Regions from separate parts of the Homo sapiens genome. Here region 2 is linked to region 1. A link is a loop called in an ENCODE intact Hi-C map of the cell type or tissue named here. Cell type or tissue: endothelial cell of umbilical vein. All regions are shown on one strand. Links, peaks and the distances in the headings refer to the core of each region. The heading gives the core; the rest is flanking DNA.

Region 1 (7,949 bases), core at 3,221-5,720:
TTTAAATGTGTGGTAGAACTTACCATTTACCAGTGAAGTCATATGGGCCTGGACTTTTCTTTGTGGGTAGTTTTTTATTATGTATTCAAACTCTTCATTACTGGTTTATTCAGATTTTCTATTTCTTCTTGACTGGCTTTTGGAAATTCATGGTTTTAGATATTTGTCTATTTCGTCTATGTTATACAGCATTGGCATATGCGTGTCATAGTCTGTTATTTCTATAAAGTCAGTGGTAATATCCCCTCTTACTGTTTTTGGTTTTAATATTTTGAGTGTTCTCTATTTTTTACTTTGTCAGTCTAGCTAAAGGTTTGCCAATTTTCTTGATCTAAAGAGCCAGGTTTTGGGTTTGTTGACTTTCCTCCTCTATTTCATTAATTTTCACTTTATTGTGTCCTTTTGCTTGTTTTAGGTTTAATTTGGTCTTTTTTCTAATTTTTTTTTCTTTTTCTTTTTTAAATCTTTGTTTAGAGACTGGGTCTTGCTCTATCACCCAGGCTGGAGTGTAGTGGTGAGATTGTAACTCATTGTAGCATCAAACCCTTGGGCTCAAGTGATCCTACTACCTCAGCCTCCCAAGTAGCTGGGACTACAGGCATGTACCACCATGCCTGGCTAAGTTGTTTATTTTGTAAAGATGGATCTTGCTGTGTTGCCCAGGCTGGTCTCAAACTCATGGCCTAAGTGATCCTCTCACTTAGGCATCCCAAAGTGCTGGGATTATGGGCACGAGCCACTGTGCCTGGTCCTTTCTTTTTTTTTCTTATGTGTGCTATGTGTTACATATGTTTGTCTTTTATTTTGCTGATTTAGTGAGGAAAAACAGGTTTTCTTGAAGGATAAAAATCTGTATTTATTCCAAAAGATAATTAGTAAAATTAGTTTAATTTGGTTTAATTTTTGTTCAACTAAAGGTAACAGTCTGTATACTTTTTAAAATGTCATACGTGGCCGGGTGTGGTGGCTCACGCCTGTAATACCAACCCTTGGGGAGGCCGAGGTGGGTAGATTACCTGAGGTCAGGAGTTCATGACCAGCCTGACCAACATGGTGAAACCCTAAATCTACTAAAAATACAAAAAAAAGTTAGCTGGGCGTGGTGGAATAATCCCAGCTACTTGGGAGGCTGAGGCAGGAGAATCGCTTGAACCCGGGAGGGGGCAGTTGCAGTGAGCTGAGATCGCACCATTGCATTCCAGCCTGGGTGACAGAGCGAGACTCCGTCTCAAAAAAAAAAAAAAAAGTCAAACATGAAACCAAAATGTGCCAGGCCACCGTGGTGGCTCACGTCTTTTATCCCAGCACTTTGGGAGTCCAAGGCAGGAGGATTGCTTGAGCTCAGCCTGGGCAATGTAGTGAGGCAGTGTCTCTACAAAAAAATACAAAAATCAGCCAAGTACAGTGGCGCATTCTAGATACTTGGAAGGCTGAGGTGGGAGAACCACTTGAGCCTGGAAGGTTGAAGGCTGCAGTGAACTTAGACTGCATCACTGCACTCCAGCCTGGGTAACACAGCGAGACCCTGTCTCCCCACTTCCCTGGCCAAAAAAGGAAATCAGTTTTGTTTTTTTTTTTTTTGAGACGGAGTCTCGCTCTGTCCCCCAGGCTGGAGTGCAGTGGTGTGATCTCGGCTCACTGCAAGCTCCACCTCCCGGGTTCACGCCATTCTCCTGCTTCAGCCTCCGGAGTAGCTGGGACTACAGGCGCCCGCCACCATACCTGGCTAAGTTTTTTTGTATTTTTTAGTAGAGATGGGGTTTCACCGTGTTAGCCAGGATGGTCTCGATCTCCTGACCTCATGATCCACCCGCCTCGGCCTCCCAAAGTGCTGGGATTACAGGCTTGAGCCACCGCGCCCTGCCAGTTTTTTTTTGTTTTTTTTTTTTGTTTGTTTGTTTTTTTTAAGATAAGAGTTTCACTCCCGTTGCCCAGGCTGGAGCACAATGGCGCAATCTTGGTTCACTGCAATCTCCACCTCCTGGGCTCAAGCGATTCTCCTGCCTTAGCCTCCCAAGTAGCTGGGACTCCAGGCACGGGCCACTACACCCAGCTAACTTTTGTTGTATTTTTTTGTAGAGATGGGGTTTTACCATGTTGCCCAGGCTGGTCTTGGGCTCCTGGGCTTAAGTGATCTGCCTGCCTCAGCCCCCGAAAGTGCTGTGGGATTATTATAGGCATGAGCCACTGCACCCAGCCCCAAAATGTTTGAAGGCTCTAAGAAGAGGTGTACATTGATTTGGGACTTCCATATTCACTGTTAGAAAGTACTTGTTTTTTAGCCATTAGTTTGTGAGTGTCAGGCTCTTAAGTGAAGACGTTCAATGAGTCAACATCCAGGTTTGCCTAGGCTGGTACACTTTGATTCCATTGAAGTTGGACATCAGTGCTCGTGTGCTTTGAATATGAATATTTGTATTTTCATAAAGTTGGGGAAAATAATACGTAAAGCATTGGTGTGTGTTTTAATTAAATAATAAAGTTTGTAAAGTACTTGGTTTGAATATGTTCAAGAAATGGTAATTTTCCCTTACTCTCTAAATTAGATGGTAAGTCCCACCCTTCTCACACCTCATCTCTGTAGTTACTTTTATTTTATTGTCATTGTTCTTGGACAGTTTACCTCTGTAACTAGCCCCTTCAGCACCAAAATTATCACTAGTAATTGTGCTTATATCAGAACCTAATTCAGCAATTTTGGTCCTTGCTGGTAAAGTAGTGTACTTAATTTAGTAACTTTCATATTGCAGTGACATTTTAAACCTGTGATTTGTCTCTTCATTGCGAAAAAAATGTGTATCGGTTATGATGTTGTGGGACTTTGTCTTTAAGGTTAATGAAGAGTTCTTTTAACTCTTACATAAGAAAAGCTGGTCACCAAGGACATACTTTAGGAAATTATAACAGTTATGGTATTATCTTAGGTTAGATTTTATTAACAAAGATAAAAAGCTTCTTCCATCTTGATCTAATGTAGCTGTTAGAAGAAAGTAAACCAGGAGAAGGTGGCTGAACTTGGAAAATTTTTCACATTGTAAGAAAAATGTGGGGCCATAAAATTTAAGGTGGCCATTTATGTTTTTGTTGCGATCTCAGATACTTAAGTGGATTGGCTTTCTTGACTTTAAAATAATGGAGGCAAAACACCATTTTAAAGAAGAATAGCTATTACATATTAATTTGTCATATTACACACTACCTAATTAAATATAAATGGTAAGTAAACTTGAGCGAAATAAGTCTTATACTTGAGTAAAACTTCTTAGATTAACTTTCATAGAAAATTTAGAAAATTGTTCACTTAATTACTGAATGAGAAGTAACCATAAGGCCAGGGCTGGTGGCTCATGCGTGTAATCCTAGCACTTTAGGAGGCTAAGGTGGGCAGATCGCTTGCGCTCAGGAGTTTGAGACCAGCCCGGGCAACAGGGCAAAACCCCGTCTCTACAAAAAATACAAAAATTAGCCAGGTGTGGTGGTGCATGCCTGTAGTCCCAGCTACTCAGGAGGCTGAGGCAGGAGGATGGCTTGAGCCTGGGAGGTGGAGGTTGCAGGCAGCCGAGTTCACACCACTGCACTCCAGCTTGGGTGAGAGAGTGAGACCCCGTCTCAAAAAATAAAAATAAAGTAACTATAAATTTTGGCTTGGCACAGTGGCTCATGCCTGTAATCTCAGCACTTTGGGAGGCCTAGGTGGGCGGGTCACCTGAGGTCAGGAGTTGGAGACCAGCCTGGCCAACATGACGAAACCCCCTCCCTACTAAAAATACAAAAATTAGCCAGGCATGGTGGTGCACACCTTTAGTTCCAGCTACTCAGGAGGCTGAGGCAGGAGAATTGCTTGAACCTGGGAGGCAGAGGTTGCAGTGAGCTGAGATCACACCACTGTACTCCAGCCTAGGCAACAGAGTGAGACTTGGTCTCAAAAAAACAAAAATTTATGTATATATAAAATATATTCAAGAAGTATGCCTAATGAACCGCAACGGTCAGTCCCCTTTGTTGTTTTTTTAAATGTAGGAGATATCCTATGAATTTTCCATTACCTTTTTTCCCCCGTAATCAGATCTTGTTTTGAAGTTCTGAATCTGGAGATCTGTTTTATTCAGAAGTATTTATATTCTTTTATGAAGGATTATATGTAACTTCAGTGTATGTTTTGTGGTACCCTTTATTGTTAAAACTGACTTCTTTAAAAATAGGTTTCACCCCTTCATCTCTACTAAAAATAGAAAAATTAGCCGGGTGTGGTGGCGGGTGCCTGTAATCCCAGCTGCTCAGGAGGCTAAGGCAGAGAATTGCTTGAACCCAAGAGGCGGAGGTTGCGGTGAGCAGAGATCGCGCCACTGCATTCCAGCCTGGTGACAGAGCGAGACTCCATCTCAAAACAAAACAAAACAAAACAAAACATAGGTTTCACCCTAGAGATGCATAAACGTCCGCCCTTTTAAAAGCCACCTCTGGTTGCAGTTTTAGCAACTACCAGTAGATGGCGCAAGTTCCTGAAAAAAAATTATTTGCCTTTATAAGTTTAACAACTTGAGTACTAAATTTCTAAGTTTGTAAAAAAGGTTTTTAAGTTACAGATATTCTAGGTGAGATTGGTGGAGAGGTTATGGTGGATTAAAAATGTCTGTTAACTTTAATTTTGCTTAAAAAAAAGTCTTTGCAATTTTTTTTTTTATCAGTGGTTCTCAAACTCTTAATTGTGTATCAGAATTTACAGACGGCTTGTTAAAAACAGACTGTACAGGCCAGGCATGGTGGCTCACACCTGTAATCCCAGCACTTTGGTAGGTGGAGGCGGGAGGATTGCTTGAGCCCAGGAGTTCCAGACAAGCCTAGGCAATGTAGTGAGACTTTGTCTCTTAAAAAAAAAAAAAAAAATTATCAGGGCATGGTAATACATGCCTGTAGTCTTAGTTGCTTGGGAGGCTGAGGTGGGACAATTGCTTGAGCACAGGAGTTCAAGGCTACAGTGAGCGACTATCACACCACTGCACTCCAGCCTAGGTGACAGAGGGCGACCCTGTCTCTTACACACACACACACACACACACACACACACACACCCCAAAACAGATTGTACAGAATATTTCTAACAAATTGCCACATGATGGTGACACTAATGTTTAACAGTATTATTAATGATCTGAAGATAACACTTTCAGAACCATTGTTTTTAAATTAAACAATCTTTGTTTTTTAAAAAAGAAAACACAAAGAATGTACCCATTTTCTACTACCCTAATGTCTGGTCATATTTTCATTGAGTATGTGGTGTCTGTACATACATGTTTTAGTGAAGTCATAGTATGTGTAAATTTTTTTCACATTCTGCTTTTTCTCTTATTTACACATGTTCCTTACTGTTAATGTATAGTCCTACCTTATTTCCACATTGTCCATTGAACTTTACTAGAGATCCTGCCGTATACTGCAGCATCATGTGAGAAAGCTATCATGTAGGCCTGAAAAGTGTTACAGTTTGGCCTTGTGTTTTGACTAGTGTCTAGGATGATCAGTGGTTTCATGGACACTGTCCTGTGTCTTTGTGGCATGAGGAGTAATCCGGATTCAAAATAAAGCTAATTAAATTATACCTTCTTATATTAAATGGTATGCGTGAAGAGGTTTCTTTTGTAGCCATATATGCAAAAATCTGTTGAGTTTGTGACACATGACCACTTCAGTGTGAGGGGAACCATAGTGAATTTTGGTTAGTTTGTAAAGAGGCGTAGGGAAATAAGAGAAATATAATTGTTTTTCTGAAAATAAAGATGTCAAAGCCCCAGTTTTCACAAAACAATGAAGAAATATTCCTTTTAAAATATAGAACGCTTCATGAATGTGTGTGTCATCCTTTCACAGGCGCCATGCCAATCTCTTACTGTTCCAATTTTGGTATACGTGCTGCTGAAGTGAGCACCAGACCTTATTTTGTAGTAGGTAGATAAGTAAATTGGTTAAGAAACCCCGTAATTATAGTAAGTACAATACAATTATTATATTGTAGGATTGCTAACAATAATAAGCAAAAGAGTCATTTTTAATTTCACTTATTTTCAAACCTTGAATCATTTCACTTTTTTGCAATGCATGACATTTTAGAAAATCTGAATATTTATATAATGTGTCCCTTATAGGAGTGGTCCATTTTTTTTTTTTTTTTTTTGTCTTGTGAGTGGTCCATATATATAGCAATGTCCATTATTTTGTGTTTTTTTCCACCCCTTCTCCAAAGCGGGGAAATACTCATGTTAGGAATGGGGACAAAGCAGATACCCTAGTCTTTTAATTAATTTATAGTTCTGAAATAAGCTGTATATTTTCCAAATGTAATTTAAACCATAATAGGTAAAAATACCTTCAAGAAGATATTTTTAAATTTTAAAAATATGTTTCTTTAACAGGTTTCTATAATCCAGGAACTTGTTACTAATTATGAAGCCTCTCTTAAAACGTGTGACTTTTTTAGCCCATATGGTAAGTTTAAATTAGATTGAATTGGAATTTGATTACTCATTTCATTTTTAATCACAGTAATGCTCTTTTATGTATATTATGTGTGTGCTACCTAATGGCTACTTAATAAATGGCTTTCAAATTGGTGAATGAAATGAGAGCACTTTCAATCTTACTTAATTTAAATTTTCCATAATCCTATGAGATGGGAGTTAACCTTGTGCGGTTTTTTTGTTTGTTTGTTTGTTTTTTGAGACGGAGTCTCATCCTGTCACCCAGGCTGGAGTACAATGGCACAGTCTTGGCTCACTGCAACCTCCGCCTCCTGGGTTCAACTGATGCTCCTGCCTTAGCCTTCTGAGTAGCTGGGATTACAGGCGCCTGCCACCACTCCTGCCTAAGTGTTGTATTTTTAGTAGAGATGGGGTTTCACCATGTTGGCCAGGCTGGTCTCGAATACCTGACCTCGTGATCCACCCGCCTCAGCCTCCCAAAGTGCTGGGATTACAGGCGTGAGCCACCACACCTGGGCTTAACCTTGTTTTAACATGAGGAAACATACTTGAGAGGTTGAATGGCTTGCCTAAGACCATGTAGTTAGTTTATATTGGAACCTGTTTTTCCTGAATCCCTAAATTCTCTGCTTTTTCTACCCTCTTATTACTTTTAATCCTCTTTAGTTTGGTCCTTTGTTTCTATATTTGTAGGAGCATATATAAATCAAGGCAAGTTACTTTAGAAAACACTAGAATGTTTTCAGTCATGCACAAAGTAACTTCCGGGTTCCTTATGTGTCTCTTACATGTCATTACTCTGAGTATTTTTCTGATGTTTTTTAAGAGAGGGGATCTCACTGTGTTGCGCAAGCTGAACTTCTGGGCTCAAGTGATCCTCCCACCTCAGCCTGCTGAGTGGCAAGGACTACAGGCGTGTGCCACCATGCCTAGCTGATTTTGTGTGCGTGTGTGTGTGTGTGCATACGCGCGCACACGCGGGGGTTTGGGGGAGGTTTCTAGAGGTGGGATTTTGCCATGTTGTCCAGGCTGATCTTGAACTCCTGAGCTCTAGCAATCTGCCTGTCTCAGCCTCCGAAAGTGCTGGGATTACAGGTGTGAGCTGCCACACCCTCTATGAGTTTTTTTAAGGCACATTCCAGACTTACTGTTTCATCTGTAAATATCTTAGTGTGCATCTCTATTTAAAACACGTAAACAGAAGAAGTCATCGCAGTGCCATGTCACACAAAACCTCATAACATAATATCTGATACCCAATCTTAGTGTGCATCTCTATTTAAAACACGTAAACAGAAGAAGTCATCGCAGTGCCATGTCACACAAAACCTCATAACATAATATCTGATACCCAGTCCGCATTCACATTTCCCCCATTATCCAAAAGAAGTCTTTGTGTTTGGTTTATTTGAGTATAGATCCAGTTAAGGTTCACACCAAATAATTGGTTGTTATATCTCCATAAGTTGA
Region 2 (7,949 bases), core at 2,853-5,352, 110 kb after region 1:
TCAGGCACTTTAGTGGGAGTGATTTTAACTTCAGTAGTGAAAGGGCAATGCAATTAAGAGTTAGGGTAGTGTTTCTCAAACTTCATCCTCAGAGGTGCTTTAGAAATTGACTACCTTTGGTTTGAATTTATTTTTAGAAATATATCTTCTTTTCAGTATTTTTAAAACTGTAAAAGGTAAACCATGTTTTCTCAAATGTGTTAAATGGAATTTTAACTCATTATGTTTCAAGTTTTAACCAGTGTGTTGACTTTATAAGAAGTTTATAATATTAACTTAAACTTTAAAAGGTGGTATGCACTTATACCTTTAAGGTATTGGGGTTTCACATAATTTTTCCTTTGACGGGGGAGTGTTTTGCTGCTCAACAGAAAAGGTCTGAAGTCTACTGTGTATGCTAGGGTTATTATGATATTGTAGGACCATTTAGGAAATGAGGAACTGGCTTCTTTAGCATCAGCAAGACTTAGAACACCTGCATATCTTTGCTTAGGCTATTCTGGCCTGGCCCTGGGAGAGGGGACCTTGTGGGCCCTGGAGAACCAGCATGACAGATGGCTTATGTGGCTTAGAAGCCACTGAGGTAGAACCTGAACTTGTTCAAGCCATGAGAGAATAAGGCCAATGAGGAGCCTTCAGGGTTCCCTGGTACTGTGTTAGCAATTCTGCATGGGTAATGGATCTTGTGATGCTTGGCAAGGCATATAGAGGGACAGTGCGATCCCAGAAAGGGAGCTGGGACAACAGTGGAGAAGTTGAGGAAAGATGCTCTTTCTTATTTTGCCCCCCTTTGGCGAGGCTATCAGAATTTAGATTTTCAGGAGGAGAAGTCAACCCACACCCCCAGCCATTCCCTGTGGCAAAAGGGAGGTAGGTCCAAAGCTTTCTTTTTCTTGGTTAATTACTATAGTTTGCTTGCTTTAAACGTGTGGGATCGTTCTATATTTACAGGAGCCTTGGGTAAGGTTTACTGTCTGTGGTTTTACTTCCCCCTGGAGCAGCACGTTGACATGCGCTAACCCTAAATTACCTTTCTCCCAACCCCCCTAGCTAAAAAAACACACCTACCTTTTAAACAAGCCTCTATTTTGCAGCAGTGTTTCTCAGACTCTGTTAGTTGTATATTTCATATGCTTTTCTTTCTTTTGATGGTGCCTTAGAAAACACGGTCCCAGAATTTGAGGTTCCTGACTTCAGTACACTAACTAGACTTGCCAGGGATGTTTCTAATGGGAATTTGAGATACATGTGAGATGGTGCTTTAGAGCTGATTGAAGCCGATATTGTAAGGCCCTCAAATATCCAGCCTTACCACCTGCCAGGGTTCCCCAAATTATCACTGTTCTAGGTCCTTCGAGCCCCTATTAATAGCAGCACCTGATACCCACGCGGGGCAATAATACATGAATATGTGATCAGCCAGCAACACATTGCTGTCATTTAATCAGACTAACTGGCTATTACTTTTGCAAGGAATAGAGTTCCAGGGGAGGGAAAAGAACAGGATGTCCGGCTTTGCCTACCTTGAAATCTGTCTTGCGTGAGATTTTGCCCATTGTATGTTCTTAATAAAACTCTATGGAAAGAAATTTTATTGGTTAAGGGTAAAGAGAGGTCTAGAGCTTGGGGTACCTCTATGTTGAGAGTTTGTTCTTGGGAGGTTTGTTCTAGGATGCCACTGAAGAGAAAGTTCTCTTAAGAATGTTGCTGCTCTCTCTCAAGAAGAGGGAGGATCTTGATTCTGTTTATTCTCTGTGATTACCTTTTCTCTCTCAGGAGTGCTATTCTGCACTTTGCTAGGAACTTTAGAGTTAAATCATTAAAACCACAGGCATTATACACAGAGCACCTAGGTTATTGTTCTTCTTCTAACAAGGAAGAAACAGAGTGACTCTACAGGGTCATGCAGTTTTCACGTGGCCTCTAGACACCCACTCGACAGTGGCATAGATGCTAGATGCCCACTCGCCAGTGGTGTAGCTTTGGGGCCTTGAGGGCTCTCTTTTCATCTGTGCCATACACGATGTGTAGATATCATCACAGGGTGCGCCTCAGCTGCAGCAGGTTTGGCTCAAGGATGCTGGCGGTCGGCTTCTTCTTGGTGGTCGAAGGTTGAACAGTTCAAAACTTGGAGTTGGGTCTGTCCCAGATTGTACACCTCACGGAAAGGGAGTGAAGTCATGGTGTGGCAACGAGCTGGGGCGTGAGCTAATGTGTATCTGTGTGTGTGTGTGTGTGTGTGTGTGTGTGTGTGGTGGGCAGGGCGGGGGCGGGCAGGAGGAAGTGAGTGTAGCTGTGCTGCCATGCCTCTGTTTGCGTGTGTTTCTATATAAATAGATATTGTAACTAGTATTTTTCCTCCTCTTCCTCCCTCACTGTGGGAGTGGCTGTCAGTTTGTCTGTATATTTTCTCAGTTTGGGAAAAATTCTCACATCAAGAAGGCATTTAGCCTGTGAACCTAAAGGATCAGAGGACAGTCCTGGCAATATTCTGGATCTACGGCTCATTCTCTACAGATTCTCTCCAGGCCCCATGAGTTATGCTGAGTCTTTCCTGAATCTTTGCTGGATTCCTTTTTTCCCCTGCTAACATCCTCTTTTGTAATGGCCTTTCCATATCTAGATTGTTCCTTCTTCCAACATTCAATAGCGTTTGGCCTCCTTGCCTGTGAGGTGAACAAATTGTGGTGTCTTTCTCCCCTGCAGAGGAGTGTACGTGGATGGAAACTTGCTGGAGAGTAGGGGCAGAAGAGAGCTGAAGTTCAAAGTCAGGGTAGGGCCTGTGGTGCATGCCGGGTGGGTGGAGTGAGCAGTGGTGTGGAAAGTTGCTCTCCCAGGCCAGCTGCTTGTGGGAGATAGAGAGCGGAGGTGTGGTCCCTGCGATCTGGGCCAGCCAGCCTCTGGGCCCAGGGATGGGGGCGAAGCTCTCAGGTATCCTTCATAGCCACGGATAATGTGCCAAGGGCCTGGTATTTTCTGGCTCAGAGTCTAGGCATGAGGCCTGCCTCCTCAGGACCCTCTGTGGTTTTCTTGCCCCTAAATTTTGCCTTATCTTCTCCCCATGAGTTTCTCAGGCTGTATTTGTGGCGATTCTCCTGGTGACTGCATGGTGACAACAGTAAGGCTTCCTTGCAGGTCTGCAGTGGGTGTGGCCAGCTTCCTGTGTGTAGGGGAAAGGGCTTCCCTTGGGAGAATTGGAGAGCCCACCTTTGGAGGTGGGCTCGGTTGAGGGAGCCAGCAGGAGGGCTTCCCAAGTAAGGTTCCACGGAGTCCAAGGGTCCTGAGAAGTAGTAGCAGGAGCACCACAAAGAAGTGTCCCGTGGTCAGGTACACTGGGGAAATGGGGCTGGTTTTGTTTAACCGCAAGTCTTTTCAGGATGTTGGAAGTGGGCATACCCATGGGAATGAGCAAGGCTGTTTGGTGTTTCTCAGGTGTACCTGATCACACAGCCCTCGGAGGACCAGCACTCTGAGGAATGTATTTTTGGGGAAGTGTAGGTATCAGGTCCAGGATTTTGGATCTCAGTCCATGTTCATCCTCAAAGCCCAGTGATGGTGGTCATTTCAGGTGAGCTGGGCTGGACCTCTGAAGGAAGCAAAGATTGTGAGGGTTGCTCTCAAGGGTCTTCTGGGCATGTTTGGAAAAGTGGACAAGATGGCGGTGTCAGCGAAAAAGAGCAGGGGGCAGGTGGGCCCCTGGGCAGGAGAGGGTGGGGGGAAAGGGAGCCAGGTGAGGCACCTGAGAAGTTGTGGCAGCCTCTTAGGGACAAAGCTGAATTTCCCTGAGACTAGAAACCTCTTCTTCCGAAAACTCTGATACTTTTTGTACTGGGCCTATCTCTTGTCACTTAGGCAAATTCCTTTTCAGTTAATGGGACCAAAGAGAGATGTTTTTGCCTCCCCCTAAGCTGGAGGTAGTTGGCTTAAAGTGGAAGAATCCCGAGGAGGCGGGGACCTGGTAAGGCCCCCATCATTCAGCTGCCCTCTCACACCTGAAGAGCCACTTCTCTGCTCCAACTGTGGCTGGCTTTGTGTTTTGTTTTAACCAGGAAGGCTGTTCCCCGTGACCTCAGGGGCCACATCCTGCTTCTGCTGCCTGCCTTGCCTTTGCACCCTTTGAGTCAGTGCTGCTCAGCCAGCAGCCCCTTTCTGAGTCACAGCCACACAGCTGGGCCAACCGTGCGTTGGTTTCCTTCCCCTTAGCAGGACTTAGAGAATCTCAGAACTTTAGAGCTAGAAGTGCCTTTAAGGATTATTTAGTCCGCCTTCCCATTCTATTGATAAGTAAGCTAGGCCCAGAGATGTACTAGCTCAAAGGCACCCTAGTACTTAGTAGTTGACTGGATGGTCCCCTTGACTCCCAGTTCAGCCTTGAACTTCTGGGGCCTCATCTTGCTGTGGTTCAAGTCTTTGGAGGTATGAGAATAGAGGGAGCCATGATGTCACTCCAAGTGTCTAATAGATGAACTTCCAGGAGAAGATGTCTTTATCTTTGACCTTCTGGCTTATCTGAAGAGTACAGACTCTTAGGAAAACCTCTCTTAAGTAAAAGAGAGGATTATTAAATTATAGGACAGCAAGAGAGCAAAGATCTCTCTTGAGCAGGGAAAGAGGCTTAAGTCATGGGATACTGGATGTTTGTATTTTAGGAGGCTCAGAGGGCAGAAGGGACATATTTCACTTGAGATGATTCCTTTTGCCTAAAATCCTTACCCCCACACTCCCACCATCAACCAAGCACTGGTCATGATGATCCTATCACCCCCTTCCTGTATTGGGGAAGCAAGGGCCTTTGGTATACTTGATTTGACACACACACACTCTCTCACTTCTCACTCACACTCTCACACTCACATGCTCTCACACACACACTCTCATTTTCTCACACACACTCCACACTCACACACGCACACACTCTCACACACTTTCTCACACACACACTCACACACACTCATACACTCACACACTTTCTCACACACACATATTCTCACACACACCCACACTCACACACTCATGCACACACACACACTTTCACACAAACACACACACACACTTTCTCTCTCACACACACACACTCCCTCTCTCCCCTGTCTCGAATCATTTTGGGGGCATAAACATAAAACCTGGAAATCAACCTGTTTTCTAATCTTTTTTTTTGAGACAGAGTCTCACTCTGTCACCCAGGCTGGAGTGCAGTGGTGTGATCTTGGCTCACTGCAAACTCCACCTCCCAGATTCAAGCGAGTCTCCTGCCTCAGCCTCCCAAGTAGCTGGGGCTACAGACACACACCACTATGCCTGGCTAATTTTTGTATTTTTAGTAGAGATGGGGTTTCACCATGTTGGCCAGGCTGGTCTTGAACTCCTCATCTCTGGTGATCCACCTGCTTCAGCTTCCCAAAGTGCTGAGATTACAGCCGTGAGCCACCCCATGCCTGGCTGTTTTCTTTACTATAGAGTTGCAGCTTTGGCTTATTTTGAAGACAAATTGTTGGTTATCAATAGACTATAAAGTGCTAAGTCTATAATCTCATGAGTACTATTTCTAATGAGTATATTTTCCTTCCTGAAAGGTGCAGATTCACTTTATAGGAACAGCTTCAGCTTCAGTGATGAAAAACTGAATTCTCCAACAGACTCTACCCCAGCTCTTCTCTCTGCCACTGTCACTCCTCAGAAAGGTAAGGTCATTAGTTGGAATTTGAGTTTTTTGCTTTTTTATTCCTCTCTCCTTCTCAATCCCTTCTCTGTCCCTTTTATCCCTAAACAATCTTTCTCAAATGTACAAAACAAATAGGTAAGACTAATGTCTTAATACTGTAGAGTATACAGTGGAATTTTTTATTTCTCAGGATTTTAATCAGTGTGAACATGAAATCAGATAATTTGGGGCAGAAAACCTGAAGTCACAGGGAGAAAGAAAATTTGGAGACTAGACTGTTCTCTCTCATGTGATGTAATCAAGACTGTGCAAATGACAGTGTTTCTTAGGAGTCTCCTCCCAGACTTGTTGGTTCTAGAATTTAAAACTCAGCAGTTTGCCTTTGCAGATAGTGGGATTCTTTTTATTGCATTAATTATTTAACCAATGCTTTCAGATGACCAATTTAGCAATTAAATGGGGTTGTCATTATTAGATAAGCTATGATCTAACATGATTTAAAATAGCAGCTCCAGCCTGTCTCTACTGTGGTATTAATAGACCTAAAATGTCTTTAAAGATGCATGAGCAGTTTCTTATTTTTTGGAACTGGTAAAATGTCTCCAGCTAGAGAGTTGAATGTTCTGTTACATTGGACAAGTGCCTTTTTGAAAACAAAAGGAGCTTTTTTTCTTAAGAAAAGTTATACTTGCTGAAAATAGTTGCAGAATGCAATAAAAATGGAACATAGTTAAAAAGAAATGACAATTCCATCACTCTTTTCACTTTGGCAATAAGACAGGACTTCACTCTTTTTTCAGAAGAGGCATTTGAAAGTTCCCTTCTCAACATAGCAACGTTAGCACCCACTGGGAATTCTGCCACTATCCAGCCCTCAGTCTGTAATGAATCAGTTGAATTCAGAGACAGAGCAGTCTAAAAAGTGGCTTAAAACGTGCTCAGATTTGTTACCTGATCCTCAAGAGGTAGGAATTAAAGAGGGAAAAAAAGCCCCTAGTGGCAAATTGACTTAAAAGGCTAAGAACAATTAGCCATTTGTAGCCAGCAGGTGTTAATTAATAAAACTGTCCAGTACTGCATTTCAGGGAAGGCATGAATGATGTGATGAACTCTACAAAAATAAAGTCAGCTATATGAAAAAAATCTCTACATCTCAGGCTCTAGAGAGAACCAAATCAGAATGAGGACTCGTTTCCTTGTGTGGGCACCTGGAGGGGATGAGGCTGTCCTGGGCCCAGAAGACTCATGGCACCTTCCCTGTACCATTTTGATAAGAAACAGTGAACTCTTCATTCATTTCATATTGGAGGAACTCTGAGGGCTGCAGCGTTGCCCTGGGGGGACAGCACAAGCAAGAATGCATCAGAAGGCTAGTGCCGCAGGAATGACACAATCTAGGTGTCTGCTCTGCACAGTGCTATGCTTACTGAATTTTTTGACTAATAACTCATATTCTACACAATACAAAAACCAGACTCCTTTTATCTTCCCTTCCTGCTCCTCACTCTCCTGCAAACATTTAAGACAGTGAAGGAAGATTCCTCTTCTAGGTGAGGGAGAAGTGGGGTGGGATGTTTGGAGAGGGTGGTGATGAACTAAAAAATAAAGAAACACTTAGGCTAGTCTTCAGAATCAGTTTCTGAGTTTACTGTATCAAAACACTGGAGCACACACTTAGGGTTGGCCCAGGACACTCTTCAATAAAAGTCTCTGAAGATAAGGAGGTAGATGTAAAATAGAAATAATCCATTCTATAACTCTGGAAGTTCCAACTTCCTGGAAAACTCAATATGGAGTCATCAGCTGTCTTTGTTATGGAAACTGAACTCTCTCTCTCTCTCTCTCTCCCTCTCCTGTTTCACAGCTAAATTAGGAGACACAAAAGAGCTAGAAGCCTTCATTGCTGATCTTGACAAAACTTTAGCAAGTAAGTACATGTCTGATATTAAAAACAAAAAAACAAAAAACTAACAGACACTTCTGATAAAGTGTTGTAATGTTAACCAGCTTGCCCTGGGGCAGAAAGTTTCATCCTAAGCCTTCTATAGGTTTAGAAACAGGACCCTAGGCCGGGGCAGTGGCTCACGCCTGTAATCCCAGCACTTTGGAAGGCTGAGGTGGGTGGATTACCTGAGGTCAGGAATTCAAGTCCAGCCTGGCCAACATGGTGAAACCCAATCTCTACTAAAAAATACAAAAATTAGCTGGGCATGGTGGCGCACACCTGTAGTCCCAGCTTCTTGGGAGGCTGAGGTAGGAGAATCACTTGAACCCGGGAGGCAGAGGT

What was found. Hi-C counts contacts between places; a loop is a spot of excess contacts. Peaks named below come from ENCODE experiments on the same cell type or tissue, not always from the same donor. Only the 100,000 strongest peaks of a DNase experiment are listed, where the experiment ranks them.
Region 2: a loop joins it to region 1, with 6 times the contacts of the local background. A loop is called at or near these places in 10 of 110 quality-filtered maps.

What each region holds. Positions count from the first base shown.
Region 1 is chr13:41,348,731-41,356,679 of GRCh38, forward strand. It overlaps NAA16 (N-alpha-acetyltransferase 16, NatA auxiliary subunit), which reads left to right. Exons shown (of 20, transcript NM_024561.5): 10 at 6,414-6,486. It also overlaps the pseudogene RNU6-57P. Among named protein-coding and RNA genes, the nearest start is that of NAA16, 41 kb to the left of the region's middle. In endothelial cell of umbilical vein, for the core only: a CTCF peak has its summit at 4,465 (motif pointing right); a DNase peak (open chromatin) is centred at 4,491; H3K27ac peaks cover 1,770 bases.
Region 2 is chr13:41,461,250-41,469,198 of GRCh38, forward strand. RGCC (regulator of cell cycle) reads left to right here. Exons shown (of 5, transcript NM_014059.3): 3 at 5,574-5,681; 4 at 7,527-7,589. Among named protein-coding and RNA genes, the nearest start is that of RGCC, 7.7 kb to the left of the region's middle. RefSeq lists enhancers at 591-690, 2,124-2,183, 3,963-4,222 and a silencer at 3,255-3,469. In endothelial cell of umbilical vein, for the core only: no CTCF peak of the experiment used is centred there; a DNase peak (open chromatin) is centred at 4,152; H3K27ac peaks cover 2,249 bases.